2 separate regions of the Mus musculus genome follow, and region 2 is linked to region 1. Evidence: chromatin loops called from intact Hi-C (ENCODE). Cell type or tissue: heart. All regions are shown on one strand. Links, peaks and the distances in the headings refer to the core of each region. The heading gives the core; the rest is flanking DNA.

What was found. Hi-C counts contacts between places; a loop is a spot of excess contacts. Peaks named below come from ENCODE experiments on the same cell type or tissue, not always from the same donor. Only the 100,000 strongest peaks of a DNase experiment are listed, where the experiment ranks them.
Region 2: it touches region 1 in a loop (6-fold over the local background); 7 of 42 quality-filtered maps call a loop at or near these places.

The regions. Positions count from the first base shown.
Region 1 is chr15:52,450,384-52,467,139 of GRCm38, forward strand. No RefSeq gene overlaps it. Among named protein-coding and RNA genes, the nearest start is that of Gm41322, 14 kb to the left of the region's middle. In heart, for the core only: a CTCF peak has its summit at 8,649 (motif pointing left); no DNase peak of the experiment used is centred there.
Region 2 is chr15:51,764,496-51,781,251 of GRCm38, forward strand. It overlaps Gm41320 (a long non-coding RNA gene), which reads right to left and starts at 10,542. Exons shown (of 2, transcript XR_875335.1): 1 at 9,081-10,542; 2 at 3,377-3,583. In heart, for the core only: a CTCF peak has its summit at 10,773; DNase peaks (open chromatin) are centred at 10,576 and 10,696; H3K4me3 peaks cover 585 bases; H3K27ac peaks cover 981 bases.

The sequences.
Region 1 (16,756 bases), core at 3,782-11,781:
AATATCATTTGAGGGAAGGCAGGGCTCAGGTGAGGTACCCAACTCACTGGTCTAATAAAATGGGACCTCTGCTGAGAGATGACTGTCTGACATTGGAGGGAATGGAAGCGTTGGGTAAGACATTCAAAGGATAGAATTATAGGGTCCATTTTTAGTGCTCTCTGATACAACCTGAAGTGGTACAGGAATAAAGTAGCAAAGAAAAACCTAGATCTAGGCTTTATGTGTATGTCAAATTTGAAATTATTTTTACATAAATGCCCGTAGCACCTTTATTTATAAAATTAAAACGTCAAAAAAAAATCTGAAATATCTGTCTTTGGGTAAATAAATGAATGACAGCCCATGCAGCAGATAGATAGTCAAGCTACATGACTATTGGTAGCTACAACAACATAGAGAGACTGAAGCTCTCAAGGAAAGATTCAGCACCTATAATTCCAACTCTGTAAACTTATTGAAAATGCAAATTAATCAACAGATACATGAAGCAGACCAATGTTTGTGTTTGGATAGTGAAGCTGTTGCAGGGGATTGGAGACTTTGCTGTTCATTGTATATGAGCTATGTTCCCTCATAAATATAGGTTTTAGAATGGTAACCCTACTCTAGTGATAAATTGTATCATCTCTCTAGGTTCTTAGGATCTGTCATTTGGTGAATGCTGACATGTTCTCCAATAATGGACCACAGATTGAAGCCCAAGGAAAGCTCTTTCTAGGGCAGACTCATCTCTCTAGTGCCATAACTCTGCCTCCTTGCTCACGTTGACTGTGTCAGTCCACTGTGTATCTCTTCCCCTGAGATAACTTGATAGTCAGTGTCTTTTACCTTTTTTACAGGTTACAGGTACTTTTCATCTCAGTTAGTGCTGGGTACTGGTTGCAGTGACAGTAATAAGATATTACTATTAGAGTAACCCTACCTGCCACAGTCACAAAGGCCCAGGAAAGAAACTAGATCTGATCTGCAAGAGGCTTGGGCAGTATATGTAGGAGTGGGGAACTGAAGAAGTACAAATTGGTAGTTTGTGTTTTAAGAGAAGGATAAATAATTAAATCCTACCTCTGGCATTCCCTAGTTTGTCTCCAATGTAACCCTTACCTAATTCAGAATTAATGCTGTCCTATTCTGTATTCCCTGATCCTTTGTGTTCACAGTGTTTACCTTCTGGTAGACTATGGCATCTTAAAGACAACAGTAATTTAAACTAAGACAAAGGTAGTCAAACATCAGGTTTAAAAGTCAGACAAAGGTAAAGTCAGGTTTTTAAAAATGCAATTATGCAATTTAAATTTGTCTGCAGTCATACTAATGCTTAAAATTATGAAAACTACCTTATTTTCTGCCTTTATCTAAAATACAATATAATTTTATTGTCTTGTTACAAAATAATGCTTGCTTTCCCCAACATATATTTAAATATTACTGAGCTATCTAACATCAGAAAATCGTAAGTCCCTTTCTCATCCTCCCACCCCTCAGAGAATGAGGATAAATTGTTATTCATGTTCAGTTGTCTCAACCCTTTCCAAGATCACATTCAGAAGAAAGTGGAAACAGTCACAAAAATTGAAAGGTTCAGACGTGTGGTGAGTGAGAAACAGGACCAGGCTTCTTATGATGAATAATTGAAGTAAATGTCACATTGACATCATTTCGAGTAACAGGTGATACCCTTTGTGAGTTAATGGCAGAGGAATTAGGAAAGCTTTGCCTAATCACTGCCATACTTTAAAAGCTCACTGTTATCAGCCCAATAAAAGTTTTTCACTTTCTAAACTCTATCACCTTCTAAGCCTGCAGTCTAAATTCTCAATACTTTTGTATAGACCTGTCAAATTTATTGGTGAACAGTTACATTTAGATGTTGGCTCCTTCCTTGTGAGTGACAATTATACATCCATTTCTTTTATTGATTTGTTCATCTCAATGTTCTCCAAAATCATTAGAACCATAAAAAATTAAAGCATAGAAGAAATCATGCATATTGTTCAGTCCAAATTTAATTTTACAGATATGGAAAGCAGGCCCTAAAGGGGGAATTATTGAACTACACTCACACCGCAACTTATGTCAATATTTAATGCAGAAACAGATTTTCTATTCTCAAAAAGCTAACTTTCTTCCAGAATGGTTTACCAAACACAGAACATGGGTTAAGATTTTCTTCCTATATGACCATGTTTAATGACGAAGTTGATTTAGATATAGTTAGACACCTACTCTTCACTCCATAGCAATTCTATTTCTTCATAATAAATTTTCCCACCATCAAAGCACAAAAGATATAAATAATTTTCTTGCTTGTGATCGTATAAATCCTTTTCTTGCTTGTGTCTTGGTTAATAGTTGCATGTGTAACTACTGCAACAAAATACCTCTCAAAAGCAACTTGGGGGAAGTAGTTTATTTTTGTTTACAGTTTCTGGTTATGTAGTAGAAAGAGAGAGTAGCAGGAGCTTGAGGCATCTGGTCATGTTGCACCACAGAGGGATATGGATGCTGATACTCAGCCTGTATTCTCCTTTGTATTAAGAATAGAACTCTAGCTTCCAGAATGATGCTGTCCATAGGACAGTTGGGTGTTCTCAATTCACTTCATCCTATCTAGACAATCCTTTACACTTTTCCCCACAGACTGATCTTATCCAGATAATTACTCACTCCAATGTCTAGAAGCTTGTCTTGTGGTTGATTTCATGTGCTACAAAGTTGATAGTAATTTTTGACCATCACAATTCCAATCCTTATTTACTTGAACCTACCACCTTTAAGCAATAATCTTCCTTCCTATATCTTCAAAAGTTCATGGCTATCCCATTACCCCAAAATCCATTCCAATTTCAAAGGTCCCAACAGATTTTAACAATTCTAATACTATTTAAAAGTTAGCAGCCCAAGTCTAATCTGAAACTTAAGGAAATCTCTTTGCTGCAAATTCTCAGTGAAGGGAACCAGGTTTCTCACCAATTGCCTGGTCTCTTTACTAATTGTTGATATTTTGCATTTGTCTGTACTCTCCTTGTCCAAAATTTTAAAACTATTCACATAACTTTCCCCAGTAAAATCCACACTATTTTTTTTCCGTATTCACCATTTTCTTACTTTCACTGTGGACCTGGATGAGAGCCATGAACAGTAACCATGATATACATGAATTCCATATGGTTTGGAAGTGTTCTCAGTCAAATTAGTCTTCTATCTCTGTATTCAGCTTCATACAAGTTCTCAGGGCATCGCAGAATGTAGCCAAATTTCTTACCAAAATATGCCATGAAGAATTCCTAACTCAGTTTCAAATAAAGTCACTGGGCACCCTTGACACCTCATGGGCCAGACTTCTACTGCCCACATTTTTCTCATCATTCTTGACTCAGAGAAAATGTGTTTAGCATGCCAGGGCTTTCCTAACTCAAAGATTCAAGTTCTACATTCATCCCACAAAGAAGTTACAAAGACCTAAGAAGAGTCAATGGTGAGGTCTACACATGTGTTCACATAGGAAAGCACAATTAATAACGGTCAACTTCAGGTTTACCTTCTTGTCAAGGCAATGAGATTGAAATTGCAGAAGACATTGTGAACATCAGATACTCCTAAAGGCAAATAATAATCTTCAAAATTAGATGCTTGTCTATAAATTGATCACTTAATATTTGAGTTAATAAAAGATCAAAAATCTTTCATTATTTCCCCCAATGAACCCTTTGGATTAAAGATTATCAAAGATCATGGTGAGCTAGGCTCTGTCTTTTTAAACTTGGTTTATATGCTATTGCATAGAGCCTGATGTAGAGATTAGTGCTTAATAAATTTCAGATGATAAATGGCAGTTTAATTGGAATAGAAGAGCCTATAAATGCCATGACTATAAAAATAGCATGGAGATCATGGTACAGGAACTTTTGTGGTCCCATCTCCTCCATAATGTGTATGTATAGGTGTGTTATGTTATATAACAAATGGAATTATAAGTTAACGATCTTGAGAAAGGGATATTATATTGTCCCAGTATAATCATAAAAGCCTTTGTCAATAGGAAAGCAGAGGCATGAAACTCAGAGGTAATGCAATGATGGAAAAGAGCTGTCAGAGTTAGGGGAGGAAGGATCCACCAGGCAAGGATGAGCCAGCTCTAGAATCTGCAAATAATATGGAGACACATTACTGTCTCAACCATACAGATGGAATGCAGCCTTGTTGACCTACTATAGATCTCCAATTGTGCCAACCATAAGCCAATAGACTCCTGTTAACTCATTAAAAATTCTCTTTTTGAACAGAGTAAAACACTACAGGCTTCTCCATCTTAGCGTCACACTGTCGTTTGGGGACATTCAGCATGTGAACTTGTGCATGGATATAGTAAATCCAGGAGCACTATAATAAACCACCCGGTTATTGCTGAAAGTGGTGGCTCATAACTCTTTTCTCCTCTGCTGCCACCTTCCTCCTCTTCATTTCTTCTTGAGCTATATGTAACTGCACATGAATGTCTCAGGTATTGCATTGGAGTCTGCAGTGTTTTGAGGTACATTTTAAAAAGAAACTTATTTCCCACTTACTTTTATGTGGCAGCTGGAGTTTCTGTGACTCAATCTTGAGGTATTCACTTGTAAGAAATACAATACCAACTGCCAAAGACCAAATAATTGACATTTTTTCCTGTTCATTTCAACCTATTGGATTCAATCCTTGTCCCAAGGATTTTAACAAGCAGAAATAAAAATCAGCTTTGCTTCACATTTACTTTTGTTTTGTCTTTTAGGTGAGAGATAAAAATACAATAAAAAAAAATCTCACATCAGTAACAGAATGTGCAGATAATCTTAACTGCATGTAAAAACTTTCAAAACCAAAGATCCCTACGGAACCTGCACGTCTATCGCTTGTGAGTATGGATGTATTGTTTCACACAGCAAATGGAATTGTGAATAGATTAAGGACCTTGAGAAAGGGCCATTTTATTGTTCCAGTGAATTCACAGATGCCCTTATAGACAGGGAAGCAGAGGAGTCCAATCAGAGGAGATGTAATGATGAAAAAGAGGTATCAGAGTCATGGGAAATAGAAAACACCAAGCAAGTACCAGCCTGCCCTAGAATCTGAGAGTGATATGGAAATACATTATTCCCTAGCACATTCGGATAGCCAGAGGAAGCAAAGCTGAATAGTATTTTCTTTCCAAAATCATTAAACTTGAATCCATGCATTTTAATTGTCATATTTGACTATTTTTAAAGTTTGTATCAGTTCAAACGTAGACCCCAAGTTTCTTGAATCATGTGCTTTTATATCATGGTTTAATTTTATTATTTTTACAAGTTCAGTTATTGGCTAACAGATGTAGGTTTTATCAAAGTCACAAGCAAGCTACTTCCAAGCTGTGTCCCTGAGCAGTCTGGAATGATCAGCAAGACATGTCAGTAGACATGACCAAATGCATTATCCAGAACCTGTAGCAAATCTTTGGGCATATCGTTTCAGAACCAGGATTTTATCTGCTTCTTAGGCACCCACACTTTGTATCTGCTGAGTTTCTTCCCAGTCATAGTGAACGTTGAAGTTAAATTCAAAGCCTTTCTTGACTGAATGTTCCCAACACATGGAGATGATAAATGTTTCACGTGATTGTTAGAAAAATTATCCACGTTTGATCACTGCATTTTCACTCATATCAGCATAATCCACTGTGCTTCAAAACACCCTATTATGCAATTATAGGAAGAGGCCTCCCTGAACACAGATTCTCAATAATTCCAAAGCCATAATCAAAACTGATCAGCTAGGTTTATCCTTCAACAGTATTCACCTGCCCGAAAAAGTGAATTCGAGAGTCTCCAAGACTCAGCAACGGGCTTTTCCCGTCTCAGATGGCTTGTCTGATCTCCACAGTGTTTAACAGTACATTCCTACCACTCTATGCTTCCTTTCTCTAAATATGTCAATAATATTGATTAAGCGATAGTGTAGTGAAAGATTAAGGAATCCATGCTCTGTGCCTCTACTCTCCTTTCCTAAGCAATTGCTCATTTGAAAAACAATCTTTCTGTCTTACTAACACTGCTCAGCAGGGCACTCCGTGCAGCCAATTGCAATCAATTTGAGTTGATATGTGAGACGAAGTCTAGCACACTTCCCACTTTTCAGCAGCAGCCTTTTTCTAAGGACCTAGGAGACTCCCTGTCTCTTTTCAGCGGGTGCTCATTTCAAGTGGACACAAACATAGCAGAATTCTGTCTCTGGAATGATGGCCAAGGCAATGTACTTGTGTCCTGTGGCTCTGTTCCGCTGTATGTCACAAGCACAGGCACACATTTCTTTCTACGGAAGCACAGTCACAAAGAAGAGAAATATTGGAGAGTTAGTTCAAGGTTCGTATTTATTAAGGCAATGCATTGCACTTGTGTTTCCTTGCCTGAGATCTGTTGTCCTTCGTGGGGCCTAAGAGTGATGAGAAGGAAGGTACCTGTGTTGGTTAGCTGTGCTTGCAACCTAGTAAAGAGCAATAAATCTTGAGTCAGGACATGCACTGTTGGCTGACGCCTGGACCTGCAGAAGGCCACAGTTCTTCATGTGTTTACAGTGCATCAGTCTGTGGACCATGCATTCAATTCTCTTCTTTCAGAACTTAAATGTTTAGCTATCTTCTGTTATGCTTCCTTGGTTTGTTGTTGTTGTTGTTGATTTGTGTGTTTTTAGAATGCCAGGAAGTTTAGATAACTCAATTGTTTGTCTCATTTCCTTCCTTCCCCCCTCCCCCTCCCCCTTCCTCTCCCCCTCCCCCTTCCTCTCCCCCTCCCCCTCTCCCTCTCCCTCTCCCTCTCCCTCTCCCTCTCCCTCTCCCTCTCCCTCTCCCTCTCCCTCTCCCTCTCTTTCTCTCATCTTCCTTTCTTTATTTCAATTCCCATGGTACTATTAATCATAGAAAACTTCCAAATTATGTGTCAAAAGTACCTCTAAGAATTGTATACACATTCCATTCAAAACATATTTTTATATTGCTTTCTGGGGTGCTATCAATTCAGTGCTTGCTGATTCGTCCTGAGCAACTTCTACTTTAGTTTTACTGAGATGTCTATTGAAGGCTTTGAAAATACAGTATGTGCAGCCAAATCCAAAATGTGTAATAGAAACAAACTCAAGGAAGGAATTTATTAAGGAGAGAAAAAAAGTTGATCTCTCAGCTCCGTGAAGATTAGGAAACTAGTGCTTTCTTTCATCCTGAAGCTATATATCAGCCAGATATCGTTTTATGTAAAGCCTACCATGCATGAAGCCACTCATGTCAGGGAGCTGGGGGGATGATGCAAATTTACAGTTTTGTGCTATTTGAACATTATACATTGAGATTCAACATTAACTGCCCACTCACTGGCTACTCTTTCTTTGTACTTGCCGCAGACAAAGGAAGTCATTTGTTAGTCAGTAGTTTTCTCACTCTATGTATACAAAACAAACAAACAACAACAACAACAACAAAACCCTCCAAATATCCTCCTGATCTTGCTCATAGGATACTGACTGTGTCCCTACATGATCTAACTTGTGGTTTTTGTAATTGTACAAACTTTGTAATTTTCTAACACTGTCCTCTCTCTTACTGCCATCAGAATGATGTCTCTACAAAACCTAGATAGGAACAGGGCTCTGCCATGATCTGTCTATGTTTGGATAGGAGCAGGGCTCTGGCCTGATCTGTCTATAATACTGGATAGGACCAGGGCTCTGCCTTTTACTTGATCTTTCACAGCTCTCCACTGATCAAAGAAGTTCAAGCAGAAATGTTTTTGTCGAAGCATGGGGGAGACTGTCTCAATCTGGTCCTGGTTTGTTCGTCCTCTGCCCACATGCCTGGCTTCACATTAGCCAGACAACTTCTTCCTTCACAGCACCCTCTCCTACCTCAGTTGCAGATTCTTCTAATCTCTAGGTTAGACATTAGGTTGAGATTTTCCTATTCCAACTCCTTGCCTGTCCCATTTCTAATCGTCTGTATTCTTTATCTTCTACAACAGAGATGCTAACATGTCCTGCATCTGCCCTTTCTGTATCAACTATCACTCATCTATCATGCCTTTAAAAACCTCTGGTACCTAAACAGAAGACTTCCTAAAGGGCCTGAATATGTCTCATCCATGGTTGTATTCCTGGCACCTAATTCATGGTAGGAACGACATACACATTTAATGGAAGAGGAAATGAATGAGCAAAGACAAGCATGGTAGAAAAACCAGGTGTGTTAATCAGAGGCAGGTTTATTGACCCACCACACTAATCCTTGGAGAAACTAGCATTCCCAGTCAGGGGCATATTTAGGACTCTTTTCTGACAGTTTCCAGGATTACTGGGCTGGGTAAGTTAAAAGATATTCAGACCACCTTGAACTAAAGAGGCTGTGTCATCTTGCAGATCCACTTACAGGGTCCAGCAAGACAGTTTTTGAAGCCACCCACCCTGACAGAGGTGGCCATGGGAGAATCGCATCCAGGATTGCAATTAGAGCTAGAGGAGAAGAGGAGGAGACAGGGGTCAGTGAACCAATCAATAATCAGCAACTCCTCCCCCACATCTGCCAGGAGGGAGGCTGAAGCTATCTGCTTGAGGATGGCTCTCATCTTAGGCGGTGCACTCCTGCCATCTAGTGGCTCTGTCACACTTTGCAAGCATGCCTTTAACCGGCATGGCTTCAAGGGCTGAAAAATCCCAGAGCTAGATTTAATGCACTGCTCAAACCTGGAGTAAACTCACCAGGAAGATGCACAATACTTTTGGGGTTTCTTTGTCACTGACATTTAAGAAAGTCTTTATGGGTGCTGACTAGAAATGAATCTTTCATGATAGTATTAGTCAAGGCTAATATCAGATATGAACACTACCTTTTATTTAATGAGGAAATAGGATGTGATTTTTAGCTTAGAGTTAAATCAATCTCTCTCTCTCTCTCTCTCTCTCTCTCCTTTCCCCAAATGGTCCCAAATGTGTTACAAACACTGCCTAGAGATTGTCTTTTTCCCCAGCAGCAAACTGGATAATTGCAAAACAGAAAGGAAGAGCTGACTATGGTGTAGCTGAGGCATGCCAAGATAGTCAGAAATGACAGTGTGGAGACTTAGCAAGGGAAACATTTCAAGGACCAAGGCTGACAGGAGATGAAACTGCCTCAGGCTTCCCAATCCCTCAGGGAAACTGGCAATCTTATTGCTTTCTTCTTCTTCTTTTCTTCTTTTTTCCATGGCGCCCCAAAGGTAATTCATTAAAATATTAATAGCTTCTGTTTGCTCTGGGGCAGTGAACTGGGACAGATCCAGCTGTACAAGAAACTAACGATATGGGCAAGATACAGATCTTGACCACGCACACTCTGTGTCTGAGAAAATCCATCCTGTAGCAATTTGGAGACAGCCAGGAAACAGCTAGCCTAACCTTCAGCAGCAATATTTGCAGATAAATGGCCTCAGGCACAAAAATATATCACACATATGTGCATTAAGTATCAATACAAGTTCGGTTGTCATGATATAAAGTTAATATAGAATGTTTCATAGAAATTATTGCTAATATGTAAAAGCATATTAAACTTATAGTAACCCTCAGCAAAATAACCAAGCAATAAGGGCAAGAATTTTTAAAAGATAGTGAGAAAGTTTTCAGGTTATATATTTACAATGTCTTCTATGGAAATGATCCAATTATTTACATGGTGTAGCTTTTCACAACTGTAATGTGACCCTCTGATGAAACTTGCTAGGCACAAGTGTTTTACAAACATTTAATCATCTCCTAAGACTCTGGCCTTTTTTTCTACATTCTATGTCGAAGCAGGTTTGTTGTGTTTAGATAAATGTGTGTTATGTTAGGCTGTGGTTATTATTAAAATCAATTGCTAAATCACACACACACACACCCCAAACACACACACACACACACACACACACACACACACACACACACATCCATACACACACACACACATCCATACACACTCTTTCCAAGGAAACTCTTATGTTTGAAATACTTGTCTCATTGGATCAACACAAAATTATGACATTAAAAACTACCTTAAGGTTAACAATTGCCTGAGAAATAAGATTTATATTAATCATTTAAATGAAATTTCAGGTCTGATACTTACACAGTGTGTGGTGATTTGAATATGCTTGGCTCATGGGACATGGCACTATTAGAAGGTGTGGCCTTGTTGAAGTAGGTGAGGCCTTGTTGGAGAAAGTGTGTCACTGAGCAGGCAGGCTTTTGAGGTTTCCTCCTGTGTGCAGCCTCTGCCCAGTGTGGAAGAGAGCCTCCTTCTGGCTGGCTGTGGAAGACAATCTCCTTCTGTTGCCTTCAGATCAAGATGTAGAACTCTTGGTTCCTCCGGTACCAAGTCTGCCTACACTGCATGCTGCCATGCTCCCCACCATGGTGATGATGGACTAAATAAACCTCTGAAACTGCAAGCCAGCCCCAAAATTAATGTTTGCCTTTATAAGAGTTGTCTTGGTCATGGTGTCTCTTCACTGCAATAGAACCCAAACTAAGACACGGTGTATTCATAAAATAACACAATGGGCCCCCAATGTGAATCAATCTATCTATCTATCTATCTATCTATCTATCTATCTATCTATCTATCTCTCCATTTCTCTAGCTATCTATATCTATCTACTATAAATCTGTTTATCTATAGTGATATACAAGATATGGATATAGATAGAGAGAGATAGAAAGAAGTTATCTGTGAGATGGCTCAGCAGGTAAAGACATTGCAGTGCAAGTCTGGTGACCTGACTTTGATCCTAGGGCAAACCGGGGCACATGCATATCCACACTTGCATATCATATGCACACATGCAAATAATAATAATAGTAATAATTTAAAATTAATTTTTAAAAGAACATATTTGTTGTTGGAAAAATTACCTATGTTATCTTTCAGTTCCAAATATTATTAATATTATTTATGTTTTAAAAGCCAAGACACAGACAAAACCCCTCTTCAAGAAAATTTCATGTTTTAAGATATGTTAGCTATTCAGTTTAGGAAAAAAAAATCTTAAGCGATTTTATTCCTAAAGAGTTCTACTTCCCAGCCTTAAGTAGAATGATAGAAGGAAATTCTCATAAGAATATAACACTCAGTGGTGAAAGGCTCTTACTTCTCTTGCAGAAGTTTCTAGCTTGGTCCCCAGCAGCCAAATCTAACAGTTTCCAACTTCCTGTAACTTTAGTTCCAGAGACTCTAACACCCCTTCCAGCCTTTGTGGGTCCATGCACGCACAAACACATACTACTCCCTAACTCTGTCTCTGTTTCTTCCTCTCTCTCTTTCTATTTCTGCCCTCTATTCTTCTTTCCATCCCTCCCTCTTTCCCTCCCTCATTGCCTCCCAATTCTAAAATATAATAAATAAATCTTACTTTAAAAGAGAATATAAAGTCTTTAAGAAAAGGGTGCAGAAAGGCAGCACAAATTACCCTTAAATCACAAGATAAAAGATGGCAAGCCTCCTCTAAGTTTCCTTATTAATTCTGCAATAGCAAGTAATTAACATACAATATAAAATACAATTTCATTAAAAAATGGTCTTGACTAATCTGTATCTGGCCTGTCTAAAGACCTGTCCAATAAAGAGTGTAATTTTTTCAGAACCAGAAATACTCTTTGATTGGAACTCCATGATATCCATGTCTCCTTTGAAAGATGCTCAGACTTTCCAGTCATGCATACTGCCTAATAGTATTGATCCGGTCAAGGTCCTTGACATTTGAATCCAGTTCTCCTTGCTGTTTAGATTTGGGTCAATTACCAGTATTCTATGAGCCACTTTTCCTTATTGGTCAAATGAAGATAAAAAATGGTCACAAAAGAAGACACAGGTTTTGTAAGACAAAGGTTAGGAAGAAAGCAACAATTTTGCTCTTATAGGAGGTCACAGCTTTCATTGACCTTGAAAGTGACAGATAAAGGAGAGTTGGAATGGACCAGATCTCAGTACCTGTTCCTAACCAGCTGACAAGGGACATGTTTGCTCGGGCAAGAAGGTCCCAGGAGACAAGTCTGCACCAATTTATCTGTCAGGATCCTTGTCAGCTGTGTCAAGGGCTAAGTAAGAACACAAATCAAGTTTCTTAGTATCCTACAATGAAGGGGTAAAATAATATTTTAGGCAATGTACAGAAACAGAAACTGGTTGCAGAGTCTGTTGTAGTGCGCTCACTACTTCTAAGCTGGAACACTTAGGTTAAGACAGCCCACCCTAGATGAGCAGCTCCGTGACCTTGCCACTGTTTATCCTCTTTCATGTTCTGCACCCTTGTCAATATGATGGAATAATTACTGGATAGCTTTGACCCTGCTGCCCCAACGATAGTCAGTACTCATTATATGACAGAGACCTTATACACTAATTATCAGATTAACTGACTGTACTATCTATATGAGGAAGCTACTACTGCTAAAATTCCCACTTTGTAAATGAGGTATGAGGAGTGTAAATTGCTGAGGATTACTGGGGCTACTAAGACATTATAAGGCAGAACTGAGACACCAACACCAACATTTTAATTATGGTATTACTCCCCCGCAGACTTTCTCCTGCCTTGCCATCAGAACTGTCCAGTCTAGTCTAGATTCAACGTCTTGTTGTCTTTATTCGACCTTGATTTCCTCTGAAGCTAAGTGAGGAAACTGGTCTAGAATCAGGCTCAATGTGTCTTTTCTCAAACACCCACTCAGATCAATTTTAACCGAAGTGTTCCAAGAGCACTGTGCCCCGAACGATGGCAAAACTATGTCTTAGGTCGGCAGGAAATGTTACTGTGACTAATACGGCTTGCTGTGGTGAGACATAAGGGCTTGTAACACATATGCCATCCCTAGGAAAAGATAAACACTCTTCGAGCTGCTGTGCTTCGTCATAGAGAGCCTCCATTTTTCTTTTAGCATCTAGTTTAGTCAAATTGACGAATTAACAGAGGATATTGGAAATGTGAGTCAGAAGTTTCCATTTTTTTATTTTTTTAGTTCTGTACATTCCATTCTCCCTTTCTTCTTGTACATCACCCTCTCCCCCATCTTAGCCATGGTGCACAGTGGGAAATCTGCCCCCCCCATACTTCAGACAGTAGGTTAAAATTATTTGCATCTCATTCTGTTCCAGTGTTTTAAAACACCAAGGAAGAAATTGACCTATCTCAAGACATCTCTGTGATGAGGAGGAGCCAGGAGAGGGAACACACCTAATTATAGGTGTTCCTACTTGGAATTACAAAGGTGCAATTGAAAGGAGAAAGGAAGTTTCCTGAACAAAAGAATGGCTCTCCCAAGAAGACAAGAAAAGGAGGGTAGGAATACAAAATGGTAAAGTCTTCATTGAAGATGCCACGGGAAGAAAGAATTTCTGCCTCAGCAAAGGCGTTTTTTTCTTCTTTATAAAACACACCAAGCATGACCTAGACTCCACCATCTGTAGAACCAGACTGATCTCACCCCTTATTAAGACCTGAAAGGGAAGCAATCCACATGCTTTAATTATCATGACTGTGAAGGTGAAGAAGAGCCTTCCTTTGAAATGGAGTTTTGTATTCTTCCATTAATTGTACCAGGAAATTGAAGAGACGCTTGAGTTTTAGATTTGATTATCTCAACATAAATGTATTTTTGCTTCATTAGCAGTAAAATATATAAGGATGATGATAGACCATTCTAAGTATTATTTCCTTATTCCTGGTCTTAATCTCTATATTTAATAAGGAAGGGCCAGGTTCAATAAAGGGTGCATCTGGCTTCAAGTGATTAATCGATTTTTATAGAATGCACATGCTAGCAATTCTTCGGGAAATTAGACAAGACACCATGAATCACGATTCCCTGCACACACTCTTCAGCCCTCCCTTCCAGCTTTGCTTTTACTAATCAGCTTCAATTGACTATCTCGGGGCATTTTTACAAAGGTGCATCCTATGTCTCTCACATCCTGAATTAATGCCGTGAATAATTAGCTCCAGGGACTGAGGTCTCTTTCATCTGCATGCAAGCCAACTAAATGGTTTTCCTTTACTGCTTGAAATGTGAGCCCCTTCCTTTCATCCCCCACTCTCCTCCTGGCTGCTGTAATTGGGATGTCAAATTGTATCATTCTGTAGGGAGCTGAACTTTCAGAGATCGGTCCAGGACAGACTTTTCTTGAGTTGGGGGGCAATTTTTCTTTGTAATGTCAGTTCCAATTCCTCTGGGCAGGAGATGAATTAGTCTTGTGCATTAACGAGGGGGTGAGCTATAGCCAGCTGCAAATGCTGCAGTTCCCGATGAAATCACTGAGCAAAATGCACAAGTATATGAAGCAGTGCTGGCTTGAATGACAGGGGACATCTCCTGAAAAGGAACGGAAGTCAAAAGGTAAAATAAACCTCTATGGACTCTTGTTGTCAGGGAATGTAGTTCCTTAACACTATGCATGGATCTCCTTTATTGCTCCATCTCCAGAGGCTGCAGCAGGAACTACCAAATACCTGGTGTGTTTGCTGTCACTGCTGTTTAATGCTACCTGGGTAGGCCAGGCTGCTGATCACTCATGGCACTTTCCAGCTGAGCCCACATGTGCACTGGGACTGGCAGAGAGAACCCTACAGTTGATCAGAGTTGGCACACAAGATGGAACCTATTTGTAATTGCCGGTGTAGGCCATTGTAAGTGTTTAATAAATATTTGCTGAATGTAAAAATAAATGAGGACAAGATTGTTGGAATTAGGAGACTTTGTGCCTCTCTCCTCCCTTGAATTTAGAATGCATTTTGTTTTGTTTTGCACAAATGCTTCCAGCAAATTACAGCCAAACAATTTAAAGTTAGACCCATCACCTTAATTTGACATAAATCAGAGCTGAATATCTATTACTAGAAATTTTAGATTATCCTAACATTCAGAATAAATGCACCTGACTAAACTTGGGGAGAGGGGGTCTCAGAATTTCCTTTCTTAGCATGAAAGTTGTGCACATTGATTTGGTTTGAAGTCAATGGGCCAGAACATACAGTTCACATCATGAGTGCTGAATTAAAGACTGAGAGATTGTCAGCTCTGTCACAGACCTACTCCTGAGGGCAAGCTACAGCTGTTCAATTCACCAAGGTAGTCCTGGGATTGGTGGCAGCAGTAGGCAATGCTGGCCTTGTAAACATCTCCAACAGCTGCTTTGTAAGCATGATTATTGAGAGCAAAGCATATCGTCAGTCTTGGGACATCTCTGTCACCAATTTACTCACCACCTACTCAGCTGCTCTTTTGGAGTGAATCTACATATGAGCATCACTGGCAAGCTGGAATAGAACAGAGTGGTAAAGAAGTGGCCAGCTACACATGGCACAGAAAAGAAAAACACTATAGCTTTTCACTCATAGTTGGTTCACTACTGGAAGAATGGGGGAAATATTGGAACACTGCAGGAGAGCGTCTGCAAACATCAGCAACAATACCATACTGCTAGAATTAACTACTGTGAAAACTGAAAAATTCACCTTCCAAGATTTGAGAGACATTCCAAATTCTCAATACAAAACACTACCCCCCCCCACACACACACACAGAGAGAGAGACAGAGAGAGAGACAGAGAGAGAGACAGAGAGAGAACAATATTTTGTATGGAGAAGCTTGATTACCAAACTGCACTAACTTAACACACATTGGCATGCAGCATTGGGTGGGCTACAAATGGAACTCTATGAAATTCAGACTTATAATAACCCAATAAAAAGCTCATAGCAATGCATAGCTTGTTGGTATGTTGGGATATTTCTATCGTATACAGGTCAATTTTTCTAAGATGATCTTAGGCCACTTTAAAGCATATGAATATATTGTCAACTTTTTAGATACATGCATAAAAAAAGCCTCACAAATTCAATATGACAGAAGTCAGGTTAGGTGCCTGTAGTAGAATGAAAGAAATCTAGAAAATCTAATGAACTCAGTTTCCTCCAGTTGTATTGACAGGCTTCAAAAGCTAAGATTGTTATTCAACAGACCTGGGAAGAAATTTGGATTAAGATGTTTTGAAGGTTTTACAGGATTCATGGAAGAAGAAAGAGGATGGCACTGTTGAACATCCAAAAATGAAGTAGTTTTCATTATCTTCAAGTTTTCACTCTGGCAAGATAAGAAAGTGAAAAACAAAAACAAAAACAGCAGCAGCAGCAACAACAACAACAACAAATCAAGAGTTAGAATAGAAACTCTGATGTCCTTGAATGGCCGTTAATCCTTCCTGGATTGTTGGGGGAATGAAATCCTGCAAGCCAACGTGACATAAAGCAGCTCTTAGCCTTGGTTGTCCATCTGATGCATGGGGAGACACTGCTCTAACAGGGAGCATTTGGTCCCATCTCCAGAGGCTCCTTTGGGTCGGGCCAAAATGTTTATTCCCAACACATCAGTGATATTTACGTTAATGCAGGAAGAAGCACACAAGCCACAGATAAAAGGTGGTTTAGTACCAGCCAAGTCAATGATCCCCTGGCACTTACAAAGCAATCCTTCTAATTCTGTATTTTAGTTTTATTCTGGATAGAACTTTGTTTTCTCCCCAACACATAGGTGATCATTTCTAAGATGCTAATCAAGATAGAAATGCAAGATAAGCATTCAGATTCTCTTTTTTAATAACTACATATCACAACAATAAACTAAAACTTGGCCATCTGTAGGGGAGTCCAGTGATTTCTTCCACTGGCCAAACTCCTGCAGGAAGGTGGTAAA
Region 2 (16,756 bases), core at 5,816-13,815, 680 kb before region 1:
GTCACTCTCAGAAAAATTTCTCTGCAGCCCCCAGTCAGAGAGCATGCATCCAGCTGGAGCCCCTGTGACAGCAGCTGTAAGACAATGGTGCAGGATGGTAGAGGACATTCCTGCTACACTGTTATCCCATGAACATCAGAACACTTTGCAGGCAACAGAAGCACATATAGAGTTTTACAAACACCAAGAGATTAGCAAGCCCACACTTGCTTTCTGTAAATGTGATGCTGTCCAGATAGCGCCAGAGTTCATTGAGAATCGGTGGCTTTCGGAATCATCATGAAACTGACAAGCGTGAGACCAGGATGAGCATCTGTGATGTGGGATTCATCTACCAAAGGGCAAAAGGAAGTGAATCTTGGGGCCCCACTCAGCATGAAAGCATAACATTAAGCATCTCATAGGAATTGGCATCTTGTTTCAAGGTGGTCCTCACAGTCATGACTGTTCACCTGCAGCCCCACTTTGTCCTGATTGACCACTCAGACACCTGCTGCCCACTCATAGACACATACAGGCAGCTGCTCTGTGATTCAGCTGTAATAAGACATTTGGAGGAAGCCATGCAGATTCCCCAGTTATCTCTGCCACATGCTGCCAGGGCACCAACCCCATGCAGCTCTTCATGCCAACATCCAACACCTCTCAGCCTTTGCTCCTTTGTTTCTATTTCCTTCTTTTCTAAGGGCTTTCACTGTACATCCATCATAGCCTTTTTCTCCTAGTGGAGGTCAGAACCTTCTCCTGTGACACTGAGGCTGAACCAGGGTGAGGGCCTGTGTAGGCAAGGCCTTCTGCTGCTCGGGATGCCTGGCCTGAACCCAACAGGGTGACATAGTAGCTGGGTGACCATTGGAAAGTTAGCTGACTTCTCATTGCCTCAACAACTTTTTTTTTCCATTGTGCACAGTGGTGGGGAGACACATGCTGTGGTGTATAAGCAGAGATCAGAGAGCAACCTAAGGGGGCTGATTATTTCCTTCCATCTCATGGACCACATGGATCAAACTGAGGGCATCAGGCTTGCTGCCTTTACCCCATCTCACTTACCCTCGCTACTTCAACATCATCTTTCAAATTCCTCAGCGCTATATGTTGATTAGCAACTCAAGGCATGTAAAAATATTCTGCATCCAATAAAGTACTATCCAGCACTAACTCTTCAGACTGTTGCAAGAAACAAGTATATTACCATGCAAAGGTACTAAGGTCAGTGTCTGCTCTTGGGAAAGCCATGGAAATCGGGGCTGTTGTTTTCATATAGCTCCCAAGTGTGTTAATTTGGTTTTTGTCTTGCCAGTTAGACTTCAATGAAGTCCTTGAAAATTCCCATGTCCTTGCTGTCCTCACCTTCTTGTTCTCCTCTTCTTCCCCTTCCCCCTCCCCCTCCCTCTCCCCTCCCCCTTCCCTTCCCTTCCCCTTCCCTTCCCCCTCCCCCTCCCCCTCCTCCTTCTTCCTCTCTATCTTTCTGTCTCTGTCTCTCTCTCTGTCTCTGTCTGTCGCTGTCTCTCCTCTGTCTTTCTGACTCTCTATGGCATTGGGTGAGTGGGTTACTGTTGCTGGGTATATAAGGCAAATGTTATAAAACATGTGCGAGAAAGCAAGAATAGGAATCACTTAGCAACCTGGGACTTTACTTCATTTGGGCTATGTAAATATCTCTTGGCTGTCCTGTGGCACACAGTCTTGTCCCAGAGAGCAAGCTCATCCACTCTATTTAGCCTTGTTCACAGTCTTGTTTCTCACAGAAGCAACTTTTGCATACCCAATACTAACCACTAGGGATAGAGCAAAAGGGTACAACAGATATGCCCCTGCCTCTGAGGAACACAGACCCAATGCCAAGCTTCTATATCAGAGAGATGCAAATTAAATGACACTGAGATTTCCTCTCACCCAGTCAGTGTGGCAGTCATCAAGCAAACAAATGAAGCCATTGAGAACACTCACTCACGTGGCCTGCTGCCAATCTCAGCTTCACAGTGCAGTCCTCTCTAACCTGCACTAAAGCTCTGCCGTGGGTGAAGTCATCTGCCTGCTTTTAAAAACCAGTAACGACAACAAATGACAGCAAACACGGCAAGGATGTTGAGAAACAATCCTTCGAACACTAGAATGGAACTGATAGAGCCAATATAGAAAACAGTGTGGAGGTTGCTTAAAAACTACTAGAAGCACCACAGAACTCAGGTTTACCACGCCTGGGTACAGACACAAAGGACTCTAAGTCAATTTCCCACCAAGATATAGCCATGTTTATTGCTGCTGTGCCATTCACAACAGCAAGGAATTGGAGCCTGCCTAGACACCCATCCACAGGCTAATGGAGTTCAAAACTGTATGGTGTGTATATATACACATGGATTCTTATGCAGCTATAAAGAAGAATGAAATTATAACATTTGCCAGGATATTGATGGAAATGGTGATCAGTGTGTTAAACAAAATAAACTAGACTCAAAAAGACAAATATCATGTGTCATCTGGCGTGTGAAATCTGGATTTGTGTGTGTGTATGTGAGAGAGAGAGAGAGAGAGAGAGAGAGAGAGAGAGAGAGAGAGAAATAGAAAGAGTATAAAGTAGGAAGGAGACTATAAGAGGAGAGAAAGTCTGAAAAGAAAAAGAAAGAATATAAAGAGAATAGAATATTTGTAAGATGAAAGTCTAAGGAAGGTTTATTTGTGGGGAGAGAAGAAAGGGAAGCCAATGTGGGGACAAGTTAGAATGAACAATATTGATCTAGTTGTATGAAAATACACTGTGAAAACTATTTGTGTGTGTGTGTGTGTGTGTGTGTATGCACTCACGCTAACCAAAATTCAATTTTAAGAAATGTTTGCCTTTCATTTTTAAATCTTGGTTTTCTTTTGTGTTTGTTTAGTTGGTTTTTTAGTTTGGGTTATGGGGGTGTTTGTTTGCTTTTGAGACAGTGTCTACAGACCAGAATGGTCTTCAACTCAAAAACCTGCATACGAATTAGAGGTATACTGTTCCATGCCCAACCCAGCCCTATTTTTTGATTTTTCAATACAGGTAACAAAGTAAAAAAGCTTCAAAACACTTTATGCAATCTAAAACATAGCTTTTTTTTTTTATATATACCTTGATCCATGAAAAGGGTGGGAAGGCAGCATTCCCACGGATATACATTTGCGAGCAGAATATGACTTACTGAGCACCCCGCCATGCCCCAGAATTTCTCTGTGTAGGTTAGCATCAGAAGACTGTAGAGTGTTACTTACTGCAAAGAAAGTTTCTTTGTGTAATCTAGTGTGTTCCAGACGTATTTTTTTCTATAAAAATCCTTTTCTTTCTTGACTATCAGCTAGCTTGTGATACATTATAAATAAGCCCCCCCCACACACACACACATCGTGACGTTTTTAAAATAACAACCATTTACTCGATGCAGGATCCTGTGCCTGGCCGTGATGGTTAGCTCTTCTGTTCTCTGCCCAGCTAGCTGTCAGGCCTGTGGCCACCTGCCAGCTGGGCAAGGATCTGGCTGGTCTAAGATGGCTTCAGTGGTGGCATCTCTGTGGCAGCTGGTCTTGGCCGGCAGCAGGTTGACACATGCAAGAACTGTGAAGACAAAGACTGAGATTGGCAAACAAAACAACTTTTGATGCATTCCAAAGACCAGAAAGTTAGCCTGCAGGCCTGCAGGTCAGCCCAGGAAGAAAACATGCAGTCTAGTCCTTGATTCCAGAAGCACAAAGGCACGTGACAAAGGGCATGTGACAACGGGCATGCTGGGAAGGATGGAGGAGAGCATATCTGAAGACTTGTAAGAGTTCCGCCAACTTCCCCAGTTACCATGACATCTGGGCTCACAAGGACAGCAGAACTGAGCAACACAACCTTTTAAGGTAGTGGCAACTCAGACTTTCTTTGCAACAGCAATGTGCCCTAACCAGTTCCACACACAGACCTCACCACCACATGGTGCAGGACACCTAACCAGACTTGACATAGCCCCAGCTCCAGCTCAGAGCTCTGAAAGTCAGAGAACGTGTTCCTTCCCAGCACATACTTTGCCCAGTCCATAATCCAGACAACAGATGGACAGATTAATTATGAGAAGAGACCACTTTCTAGGCCACCAGTGACCCCAGGGCCATTAATCTACCCAGAGGGAAGTTTCCTGAAAACCAGGTCATTTTGTTGGTTTTGTTTTGTTATGTTATGTTTTGCTTTGCATCACTTTGCTTTGTTTTGCTTTGTTTTGTAGGATACTGTAGGATGCTCTTTGAAGATCTTACTCTCCGACAGGAGAAGGGAGTCAACAGTGAAAACAATTTCCACCCTTGCAGTCAAGGAGTTTGTAATTAGAGAGGCAGAGACCCAAATAAGAAAGCACTGTTACTGGTGAAGGAAGCTTATACTCCTGAAAAGGATGACAAAATATTAAAATGAGTTTGTGAATTCTGAAAATGACCAATAATTGGAATGGACATACCAGGTTTTGTGGTCAGAACCCAACTCTGTAAGCTTAACTAACCCAGTAAATGATAAAAGGTGAATGGCAGGATTCATAGTCACCTTCTCTCTCCACGTTTCTCTCCTCTCTGTCTCTCACTGTCTTCCCTGGAACTGCCCATCCAGTGGCTTCTATTCCTACTGGACAAGCCCACATGGCCCCTACTTTTGCCTGGTAACCATGGCTGCATCTTTAGCCACTGACTTGAGGCATGGCTAGAGCACAAGTGGCCACCAGATCTTCTGCTGGTTTAGCAGCTCTGTAGAGTCTTTATGGCCAGTCCCCTGCATCTGCATTTACTCACCCACCAAACTGTGAGGTTTGAATGCTCTAGAGGGCAGTGGCGAGCCAGGTTCCTGTTTACAAAGACCAAGACACTGAAAGTAGCTCTTCATAGCATCTAACTTCGCATTTCAGGAGACAGAGTTGCATATTTTTTTTCCTCAAAAGGAATATTAGTAGCAAGGGAAGAGACCATGGACTGGGAGAAGTGGCACTCCCTCTTTAGACCTAAAAACTATGGCTCCTAAATTGTATTTAGGCCACAACATGTTCAGGGGTTCACACTCTAAAAACTAATGCCTCATCTCTATCATTGTCCCCTTTGTAAATCCTGAATTCTGACCATTAAAGGCTAAAGAGAGTAGGGAATGAGAAAATGCAGGCCAGAAACATGGCAGCAGCCAACATCTCAATACAGCATTATCAGGTCCAAACAAAGGCATCATAGGATGCTACAGCAGATGCCATCTTGCCACGCACGCACACTCCAGTGAAGTCTATTTGGCAGGCCAAGAGGCCTGGGAGCACTCACGAGGAAAAGAGTTTCAAAAGGAACTCACCTCCTGGGGTTTTGGCATTCTCATAACCTGTATATTCATACTCTATCCCTGTGTTAGTCTGGTGTATGGATCCACGTGCTCTCTTTTAGTATTATCTTATTATAAGTGCCTTTTAAGATTGAATTCTGACATAGCTAAGCCTTCGCCAGTGTTCCAACGTCCTAGGAAGTCCTTGAGCTGACCATGGGCTTGGAATTCAATGTTGCCTATTCAGTGACATTCAGAATTGCCTCTGGCATTACACTATCACTTAGAATAAAAGCCAAGTTGCTCCCATATACAGGAATTTACAATGGTTTAGGAAGTAGATCAGATCAGGCTGTGGTTTTAGGGTAATGCATTATTCATGAGATGGCTAGTTAGAGCAGAACTCCCTAATTAGAACCATGACTTGGGTGTGAAAGCCCTTGCCCTAGGAGAGTAAAGATCTCACACCTGGCTTCTAAGACTATAGCTGACCTTAGATAGGGCTGACTTTGTCTCAGTTGTTTTATTGCCCAGTTCCTGCCAATCTTTGTGTTTACATTCCTCTGTTTAGTGTAAGTCATTAAGCATCCAGTAACCTCATTTGTACCTTGTTGATGTGTCACCTAACTTCCCTATTTTCTTCTGTATAAAAAGTTTGATGCTCAATTTGACAAATTACATTCAGATTCTACACAATCTTGCGTGTTGGTCTGTCTTTCACTTCTCTGATTCCTTGCCCACCTTCGACCAGAGACCTGTTCCACGCAAACAAAGGGACCCAGAGGGTCTGTGGCACCAGCTGATAATTGTCATTCAAAGGGGGAGCCTATCAATCATGTGGCTAATCATATAAGACGGTCAGGGCCTCTTTGATCTTTGCCATTCTGCAACTTCTCTCTCTCTCTCTGCCTCTCTCTCTCTCTCTGTCTCTCTCTGTCTCTCTCTCTCAAGATTTGTTTATTTACTTATTACGTATACAATGTTCTCCCTGCTTGTATGCCTGCAGACCAGAAGAGGGCATCTGATCTCATTATGGATGGTTATGAGCTACCATGTGGTTGCTGGGACCTCAGGACCTCTGAGCCATCTCTCCAGCCTGCTTTTTCTTTTTCTTTTCTTCCTCTTTCTATTCTCTCTCCTCTTCCTTCTTTATCTATCTAGATATCTAGCTATCCATCTATCATCATTTATGTATCTATCATCTATCGGTATAACATCATCTGTGTATCTGTCACTTGTCTGTCTGCCTTTTTGTCTGTCTATCATATATATGCACTATTTAGAAGAGAATCTTCTGATTCTCCTGTGCCTACCTTCTAGTGCTGGGAGCACAGGCATGTGCCACTATGCCGACTTTTATTCAGTGTTGGGCACACAACTCAGGGCTTCCCGAATGCTAGGCAAGTGCTCTACCAACTAAGCTACTTCCCCAGCACACCCTACTCCCTGTCCTCCTTCTCTCTGCTCCTTGCTTCCTTCCGATTTCTGATTCTAATTCCAATTCCATTTTTTTATTCTTTAAATATTCTTGGCATCACTTTCCTGTTTATCGCTGTCTGCAATGCCCCAGGGCTGGGCAGGGCAGCCTCAGACACACTGGTATGTGTGGGAGACAGGGCTCTCCAAGAAGGAACAGGCTTATGTCTAGATGTTCATGTCAGACCAAGGTTGAGTATAACCTAGTAAGAACCACATTTCAGATGCGGAGAGGGACAGAAACAGAACGGGGTGTTTCATCACACAGAACTGAACTCTTAGGTAAGAGTACGACCAAAAGAGCACCACCAGTACATACATTGTTAACATACTCAGGGGTGAGGAAGAAAACAATGACTCCTATCCGTACAGGTGCCTGAAACTCAAAGGAAACAGATATTAGAGCTCAAGGGGTGGGTTCACCATCTGAGGACCTTATGGTGGGATCTTTGATTATCCTGACCCCAGGCTCTAGCTGGGAAGCTTAGGAGAAAGGAACCAGGTTTTAAAGACTCTGGCCCGGTTGTCAAAGCAGCTAATGTTTCTAAGTGTGCATAGAAAGCTGCGATTTCAGAACAAGGTCCAGGAAGATGATCTAAAGCGGTTTCTCCCCTGGCCCCTCACTCACCGCTGCCAATGCACTGTGACCCTTTTGTACAGTGCCCTAGCAAAGCCGCCTACACACTTGCGTAGCGTGAACAAGTCTTTCGGTTATTCTCTAAAACTTTAGTGTGGCATAGTGTGTCTTTGAGACACACTCCCAAAACTAGCTTGATAACCCTTTTTTTTTATATATGCCATCATTTTCTAACACAGTGGAAAGGATTGGAATTGTCCTCAAATCTGAGAGATCCTTAATATAAATGATATGAGAAAGAAAATGTTAATCAATAAGGTTAGTATATTCCACTGTCCAAGGAGCAAGTCCTTTTTTTTTTTTTTTTTTTTTTTTTTTTTTGGATATTTTCTTTATTTACATTTCAAATGGTTTCCCTTTTCCAGGTCTCCCCTTCTGAAATGCTCTATCTCCTTCCCTCTCCCCCTGCCTCTATGAGGGTGCTCCCCCACCCACTCACTCACTCCCCTCTTCCCACCCTGGCATTCCCCTATATTGGGCATAGAACACCCACAGGCCCAAGGACCTCTCCTCCCACTGATGTCCAACAAGGTCATCCTCAGCCACACATGCAGCCAACGCCATGGGTCCCTCCATGTGTATTCTTTGGTTGGTGGTCCAGTCCCTGGGAGCACGGGGGGGGGGGTGGGTCTGGCCTATTGACACTCTTGCTCCCTCCATGGAGCTGCAAACCGCCTCAGCTCCTTCAGTTCAGTCCCTTCTTCAACTCCTCCGTCGGGAACCCTGTGCTCAGTCCAATGGTTGGCTGTGACCATCCACCTCTGTATTTGTCAGGCTCTGGCAGAGCCTCTCAGGGCACAGCCATATCAGGCTCCCATCAGCAAGCACTTCCCGGCATCCACAATAGCGTCCAGGTTTGGTGACTATATATGGGGTGGATCCTCAGGTGGGGCAGTCTCTAGGTAGCCTTTCCTTCAGTCTCTGCAAGGAGCAAGTCTTGATGACTATGATTTTTATGCACAAGGTCTCCGTTGCACTTCCTTAAAATGTATGCATTGGAGGGCAAGACAAAGCTGGTTTTCTTTTGCTGGAGCTTTCTGGTTAGTTTGCTTGCTTTTACGTTACTGGGAATTGAACCTGGTGCTTTGTACCTGATAGGCAGGTGCTCTATCTCTGAGCTGTGTGCCTCTAACCATGTTTCTACTTTTGTTTACAGCGCTGAGGATTGAACAAAGGCCCTGCTGTTCTATGGTGAGCTTTGTACCCACCCCAGAAGGAACAGCACCAGGGAAAATAACTTTTGGGAGCCCCCAGAATTCCAAGGACAGTTCGTTAGATATCGTGATGGATGATAATGATTGCCAAGGTGATGGGGGATTTAGAGTCACCATGGAAACAAACCTCTGGACATGTGTTTGGATTTTCTAGATTAGGTTAATTGAGGTATAGGCAGTTCTACCATTCTATGTTTTGGAGTCTTACACTGAGCTAGAGAGCAGACACCACCACCACCCACCCACCCACCTAACCTCCCCTTACTCCTGCTGCTCTCTCCTTCCCTCTTTCTGTGCTTTTCTTTCTCTTATTCTTGCCCTCCCCCTCTCTCTATTTCCCCTCTTTGCCCCTCTCACTCCTTTCCTCTCTGTTTCCTCTCCAGCTCATCCCTCGGTCCCCATCTCTCACTCTCTCTGTCCAATATGCTGCCTGTCTCTCCTGAGTCCAGTGTGCCTTTCTGACCTCTCAGTGAAGCTCCTCCGAATGTGGCCAGCAGTTAACCTTCTGTGGTTGTTACATGACAGGACCTCTTCTGCTTCTTGGTCCTAGTGACATCTGCACATCAGGGAACACCAACGTCATTATTGATTGCCTGTCTCCCCTTGAGACTGCTAGCTCTAGGTAAGCAAAGTGGCAGCCTTCAAAACTGTGCTGTGTTGGTCCCCTGCTGTGGAGATAGCTAGTCCCAGCCTGGCTCTGAATCCATAGCGGCCTGAATAAGGCAGTGCCCCTCCCAGCCTCCAGTAAGTACAGGCCCTGTGAGCACTGACTGCTTGCCTCAGGGGCTCCCCCTTACTGGCCACAACATCCTTAGATCTGGGTTTCAGACCAAGACCCTCCCTCCCTATTCTACCCGTCCTTCACAGGGGTGAAATCATGTGACCATCTGCAGGATTTGCCCACTCCACCCAGATCCCTTCTTTTTCCTGAGGGCCAGCCTGGTTGACATAGTGAGTTCCAGGACAGTTAGAGCTATGTAGAAAAACCTTGTCTCAAAACAAACAAATAAAAACCTACTGTTTGCAAATATAAATACTTTTCCTATCATCCTGCCCCCACAGAAGGAAGCACATTGGTCAGCACACACAGCACACACAGCCGCTGATCTCGGGGAGGCTTCCGCTAGCTAGGTTTTCCAGAATGCATATCACATGTTTTGCTGGATATTAACATTTACCTTTCCATACCAGTTTGGAAAAACACTGATCACGTGGCTTCTGGAGCTGTGGAGAGTCGTCTCCTGGACCCACTGCCATCTCTGACGGCCGCTGGCCTTCAGTCCTTCCAAAGTTGTACCCTTTGGCTAGTTTTGGCCTTCATCTTATCACTGTGATTCTGATTACAGTTTTCTTCTCTAAGCTGGGACTACCCTGTTTTTATTATATCCCCTTTCAATAAACACTAAAATGATCTAGTTTTCCAACATTTTTTTTTAAACTCACTAATTTACCACAGATAAATAAAAAACATGGGCAGGGCGGGGGGAGGGGGGACGCCGATTCTGGGTAGATGGAAGCAAATCGCAAGACAAAAAGGGGGGTTGACTTTGTGAAACACGAAAGGGTAATAAGTAAGCCGATTCATACACTATTCACACCGCTGCTACTCCTAGCTCCCTGCTATTTTTTGGAGGAAGCAATACACCTTTCATTCCAAGGTGACAACCCTGCAAAAGGCTGGGAAGGAAGATGGAGAGCTTGTTCCAACTCTGGAACCTGGGACAAGCAGGGAACCAGAGCCCGCAAGGCACAAATCCGTTTTTGGTTCCAGGACAATTCTCTACAGAGAGCACAGTACCATGAGCCACTAAGCCACAGCACTGTCCACACATTGCAGCCTCCAGCTCTGACCTCTTGAGGCTGCCAAAATTCTTAAGCGTTTTTTTGGTCCGGAAGCAGCATCTGGTTTCCCAATTGGAGCCCCTCCTTTGTCAAAGCAGCACTACCACCCCCCCCCCCCCGCACCCCCCTTCCCGCAGCGGGGGCCTCCAGTCTTCTGAATCCTTCTTAAGCTTAATTGGAGTCGTGGGTCTGAGAAGTCTCAGCTGCCCTCGAGACGAAGACGTCCTGGGAGAGAGGCTTTGGTCCAGTTCCTAGGGCCCACCGGCTGTGCTGGCCTGAATCCTGCCTTCAGCTTCCAGCAGGCTGTGAGCCGAGCCAAACCCATAACCCTTGCAGTACCTCAGTTTCCCCACCCATAAAAACGCAGCTCTGGGACCAGGGACTCTTAATGAGCACTGGCCTTTCCTGGATTAATTAACCAGGTGCCGGAAACAGCTGCCGCTGGCAGAAACAGCGCGGAGGATTCATCTACCGAAAGCTGCAGCCTCACTCTACAGCGCTGAGCCCTTGGCTGTCAGGAAGACCAAGTCAAGTTCTTTACTGCTCCAGACTGCTTTTGCCATCCTACTCGGGGTAGAAAAAAAGGGAGGGAACCGTGTTTGCGGAGCCACAGAACCACTTTCCATTTAAATCATACACCCCTCCAAAAGTAAATCGCCCCAGAATACCGGCTCTCTACAGACAAGAGGAAAATGGTCTTATTTATTACCATATTCCCAAGGACCATCGCGGTAGTAATTCCTGCTATAAAAAGTAATAAACCCTGATAAATAAAACTGTATATTTACATAGGCTCTGTAAATGTATCTTTCTCTACGCTCTTTCATGAGTTTGTGCTAAACCACCTGGTCAGCAGTTAATTATGCTTCAAAGACGTTCTTTTGATATGGTCAGTGCCAGAATTGGAAGCAAAGTGAGGGGGCTCTCCAAACATTCCGTTAACTTATGTTCATGCTCACTGCTTTTCTTTGCCTTCAGGTAGGGCGAGGCAACTACAGCAGGCCCACATCAGACCAGCTCCTGTATCAGCTCCCAAGTCCACCTATCAAGAGCACAGCCACCCTGGTCATTTCTATACCGTCTCCAGCGGCCTTCTGACTGCCTCGGGGTGAGCAATCGCTGTACTGAACACATGGCCCACGAAGTCTGAAATACCAAAAGGCTGTTACGGAGAAAAGTTGTCCGATCCCCTTCTCTGTGTCTCCTTTCCCATGACTCTCTCCCACCATCCCTGGGAGCTACTGCTAGCAACAGGGCTCTGTGGTTACTCGGCCAGTGCCTACCCTTTAATGAGTAATTTAATTTGATTCTATAAGTCCTGGGTTACTGCACAAGTAAGTAATTGTTAGTATATAACGAGATAAGAGGATTGGTCCCCACTAAGGGAAAGTGTTATCTTTTTGTAGATCATATACAACAGTTTCATGAAAGGAAAACAATTGGCATAGTTTCTGAGTTGGAGAAGGGCAGCAAAGGAGGAAGCAGGAGGGGCTACGACCGGCAGCAAACAGTTAAACTGTGAAAGCACTCAGGCCCAGGGCCAGCTGTGTCTAGGACAGTGGCTCTCATCCTTCCTAAAGCGGCAACCCTTTAATGCATGTTGTGGTGACCCCCCAACCATAAAATTATTTTCGTTCCCATTTCATTAACTGTAATTTTGCTATTGTTATGAATCATGGTGTAAATATTTTTGAAGATAAGAGGTTTGTCTAAGGGATCAAAAGGCACAGGCTGAGAACCCCTGGTATAGGACTACCTCCCTTTCCTATGCTGACACTGCTAACCTGTCATATACTTCACTTTATGGGGGAAAAAAATTGGGAATTTCAAAGTAAAGATCACTGGCTGATACCGTTCAAACAAACCTCTTACCCCCTCACTCCCCCCCCAAAAAAAACTGTGTTTAGCAGGAAAATTCCCATTCATCCCCACAAAGGTAGCACCAGGTATAAGAAATTACAGCTGACTCTTCTTAGACCTGCTGAAGGGCTCTCTCCTCCTCCCCACCAGGTAACCCACAGTACTGAGGTGCCACCATCAAGCTCCAGGGCCACAGCTAGCCATCCATCCCCTGCTACTCTGAAGACTCACCCTGAAGAGCAAGTGCTCTCGGGCGAGGTGGGGCAGGGAGGCGGGGCAGGGAGGATGCCTTCAAGGGGGAGGGTCATGACCAATTTAAGATGCACCAGTGCCTCCCTCCACAGGCAAATGAAACCCCAATTCCACTGAAATACCCTGTGTAGACCAAGCAGTTGCTGCGGGCTAATTCCATTTACAGGAATAAGGAAGCTGTAGCCTAGGGTGGTAATGGGGCGTTTCTTTACATGTTGCCTGCCCCACACCTCAAATCTGTGATGCAAATAATCTGCATCTTCCACCAAAACTTCCCCTCTCCCTCTAAGGATGTGTCCTTTGATCTGTGTGCCCAACCAATTCGGGTCGCTTTTCCCAACAGTGGTAGGGAAAACTGAGGCTGCCTTCTAGCCTGAGTCGGTTGAGCAAGCTGGCATAGAATTAGCACCCGTCCCTCTCCTTTTCTAAGGGAAGCACAATTTTTTGGTATATGTAAAGTTTATAAAATATAAGCTGTCAGAAGCCTTCTCCGCTGCCCTCCTAAAGCATTCACTTGGTGAGGAGGTTCAAAATCTATCACAGCCAATGACAGACATGTGCATGCAAAAAATAGCGAGTCTCAAGTTGAAGATTTTACTGCCATATTTTGAAACAACTGGCTAAGCAGCTGCTACTGTTATCTTCCAATTACTTCTCATTTTTCCAGAGTCTTAAATGCAAGCTGTAAGGAATTAAATCTAAAACTCCTATATACTCTTTAACAACAACAACAACAAAAAGATCATTAACAGAGAGCACTACAAAAACCAAAGTTGGATAAGTAAAAGGGATGTGGGGGGAGGGGAGAGGTGGAGGGGACTGTCCGTTCCCTGTGCCTGGGTGCTTTGTTTCATGGACATAAGCTATGCAGGTTTGCAGCCTCACTGTGCCCCAGTGTCCCATGCTGAATAAGATAGTAGTAGGGATTTTGCAGCTAACTAAAAACCACATGTCCCTTCCGCTTTATAAAGGTCATCAAGAAATTCCTTCACCGAATGTTGGTTTTGCTTACTCTTGGCATCACACTCTATTGATACCACTTAGCTACACAAGAATTCCCTCAGAAGACTCAATAGGCAATATTTTGGAGGCATTTCAGAGGCAAACAAACAAAACAACAACAACAAAATCAAACCATAATAGTCTGTACACCAGGCTGGCCTCGAGCTCTCAGAAATCTGCCTGCCTCTGTCTCCAAGCACTGGGATTAAATGTGTGCGCTATCATGCCAGGCTTCCTCTACATTTTTTAATCTTTGGTCTCACCTTTTACCTGACTTCTTGATCCTAATGTTGGGGAGGTAAGGATGAGGGTCGGAAATAGAGTACCCTACTTCTCTCCCACCTTGGGCTCCAGGTCTACATCTATCCCAGAGCATGATAGTCTCAGGATTTTCAGTGTACAGTTATAAAATGTCACGCGTGCTGACCTCTTTTGACTTGGGCGCTACACTCCAAACACAGATATGTCCCTGCTCTCTGCCTTACAACTGGAAGTCTGTCTGGACGAGAGATTCTCCCAGCCCCCTTCTCCTTTGTTTACCCCTCTCATTTCCATCTCTCTTTCTCTAAGGCCTGAAATAATCATGCACGGTTCTCCACTTCTTGGGGTTACAGTGAGTTACTGTGTAAAGTCTTCCCAATATCATCTGGTACCTTAAAAATGGGGCCAGGTTGGACTTATAAACCGTATAGGCTTATTTCAGACTTGATAAAGAACACAAAACGAAAAACCTTCCCAGAAGGCGACATAGCCAGATTCCAGGCCAAACTGTGTCCAGCCCCCAAGGAGCTTAGCTAGGCTCCCCACCTCCTGCAGGGATCCTCCTGACTCAATGAGTCTGGAGAACTCACTGCCCTAAAAGGCTTGCAGGTGATGCTCATGGGGCAGTACTTTGAGAAACACATCTTTGACTCAACAAACCAGTGTCCCTGCCACCCCGAGCGCTGAGCAGAGGCTGATGCTTGTGTTTCCTGGATGGGCACCCAAAGTCCTCAAAGCGTGGCCCACATCTGACACCACTCTTGAAAGGGGCAGCTTGTAGTCATACTTTCTGCTCATGCTGGGGCTCTACTTTCAAAAGTCAAGCCAGATTCGTGTCAAGAACAAAGGTGCTGAACTGACAGGTGATGTCTTTCTGGTGGTTGGCCAGTTGGGCTCTCTTCCTCGGAGCAAGCTGTAGCAACATGGAAGATCAAGAAGGAAGAAGATCATCTTCTGTCCAAGGGTGCTTCAGTGACTTACTGCTAACAGTGATTATCAGGGCTCAGGCAGTCGCTGCCCTGTCAGCTGCCTCTGAGCACTCCCCAGCAGAGCCCCCTTCCGCCCCCCCCCCCAAATTGTCCCAGTCCATCAGGACAAGACAGGAAATTGTCATCTGAGATTTACCACATCAGGCCTTCATTAGCATGCAAAATCAACACCTTCCCTTTCTCCCTCTTCTACCCCAGATGAGTTCTGAATTTCTGTACATTTGTGAATTCACAGAGGCATGAACAGAATGACAGGAACATCAGAAATGCAAATGTCTTTGTTGCTAACAAATCACACGTTTCTCCCCTCTGGGTTAGGAAAGGCTCTCTGCAAAATCACCTTAAGCCCAGGAGCTAGGGCAAAGGGGTGTCCAGCTATGCAGGGCTCTGTGAGAAGCAGCTGCTCTTAAACACACACAAATGCCCTCAAAGTGTTTTCTTCCCATCGTCGATGCTGATTTGTACTTCACTAAAACTGACATCTGCATCTCGGAAGAAATGCTTCACTGTCAAGAGAACGTAGCTGAATTTTGTTTGCTTGAAATGTTTTCAGCTCAGACCAAATTTAGAATCCCCTGCCACCTGTTTATACCACCAATCTCCAGCAAAGCAGCCAGGACCACCTCTTCCCAGCTGGAAGAGTCAAGGTGATGGGGAGACCGAGCTCTAAACCCCATCTAAAGCCTCCTTCCCCTTTAAGTACACAGTACTTGTGTTCCAAGGGCAGGCAAGATGCCTTGGAGGGCAACTTGCACATAGAAAAGCTCAGTCATACAAGGAACAACATTTGGGCTTAGAGATATGTTGAGCCACAGGCTCGTCTGAAAGATTGCAGGATTTAGGATGTTTCAGGACCCACAACAGAGCTCTAGGGACCCGGCTTTGCCTCTGAATGGGTGTTAGTGATGGCAAAGACTGGACCAGGCCTCCGAATATCTTCTTCTACTAACACATTCACTCTCAAGATTCTTATCTTCCCAAATCTGTTGGATCCTACCTGACGGCAAATAAGCCTTGGAGGGTGTTGTTTTGATGTTGAAAGTAAGAAACCAACTCAGTTACTGAAGGGGCAAAAGTTACTAAGATGATTGAAAAGCATTCTTGTGAAATCTGAGGGCACAAGTGGAAGCACACTTCAAAAGGGAACCAGAAAGGCAAGGTTAGGATGAACCCGAAAGCACCTGTCATGCCCAGTTCTCAGTCTGGGTGCAGCACTCTGGGGTGGGCTCATCACAATCTGCTTAAGTGGTCCCATCGCCTGTGAGTAGTTTGGCTGGTATCTCCGTACCTCAGGATTCTCTGTACCAAGGACATTTGCTTCCCACTGTATCTGAGCAGGATAAGACATATGAACAACTACTTTGCAAGTTGTAAAGTAATATATTAACGAAGAGAATAATAGAACCTAAAACGATCTCACATATAATGTAACCTGTCTCCATAGTTTCTTCTCCATCCTTGGCTCTTCTGTCTCCAGAAAGCTCCCCTCAGGATGTATGAAGTGTCACAGACTACAAGCCAAAGCAACCTTGCCATCAGAAGAGATATTTTATGTGGGCAGCGCATGCGTGTCATATTTCTTTGGCCCATTGCCTCAGGAGAGTGCACGTCTGTTATAGTGCATCGGGCTAGAAGCGGAAGTCATCAGCTCCAATTCTTCTCTGTATCTCATTAGAGGCCCAGTTCCCCCTTAATGCACATGAAGACCTTTCATTAGCGGTAATGGGAGCCGCACGCCTCACAGAGAAAGATAGCCCCTCACCATTGTGATCTCGGTGAGGTTATTGGGACACTTGCCTGCCTGATGGGAGAATTATGACATTCTACGATGCATGGTTAGATCAAGGAACAAATTAAAATCTTTGTGACTGGTTTTTAAAGGTGTGCATGTGCATTCGCATGCGCACACGCCCTCACGATTTTAAAATCTCAA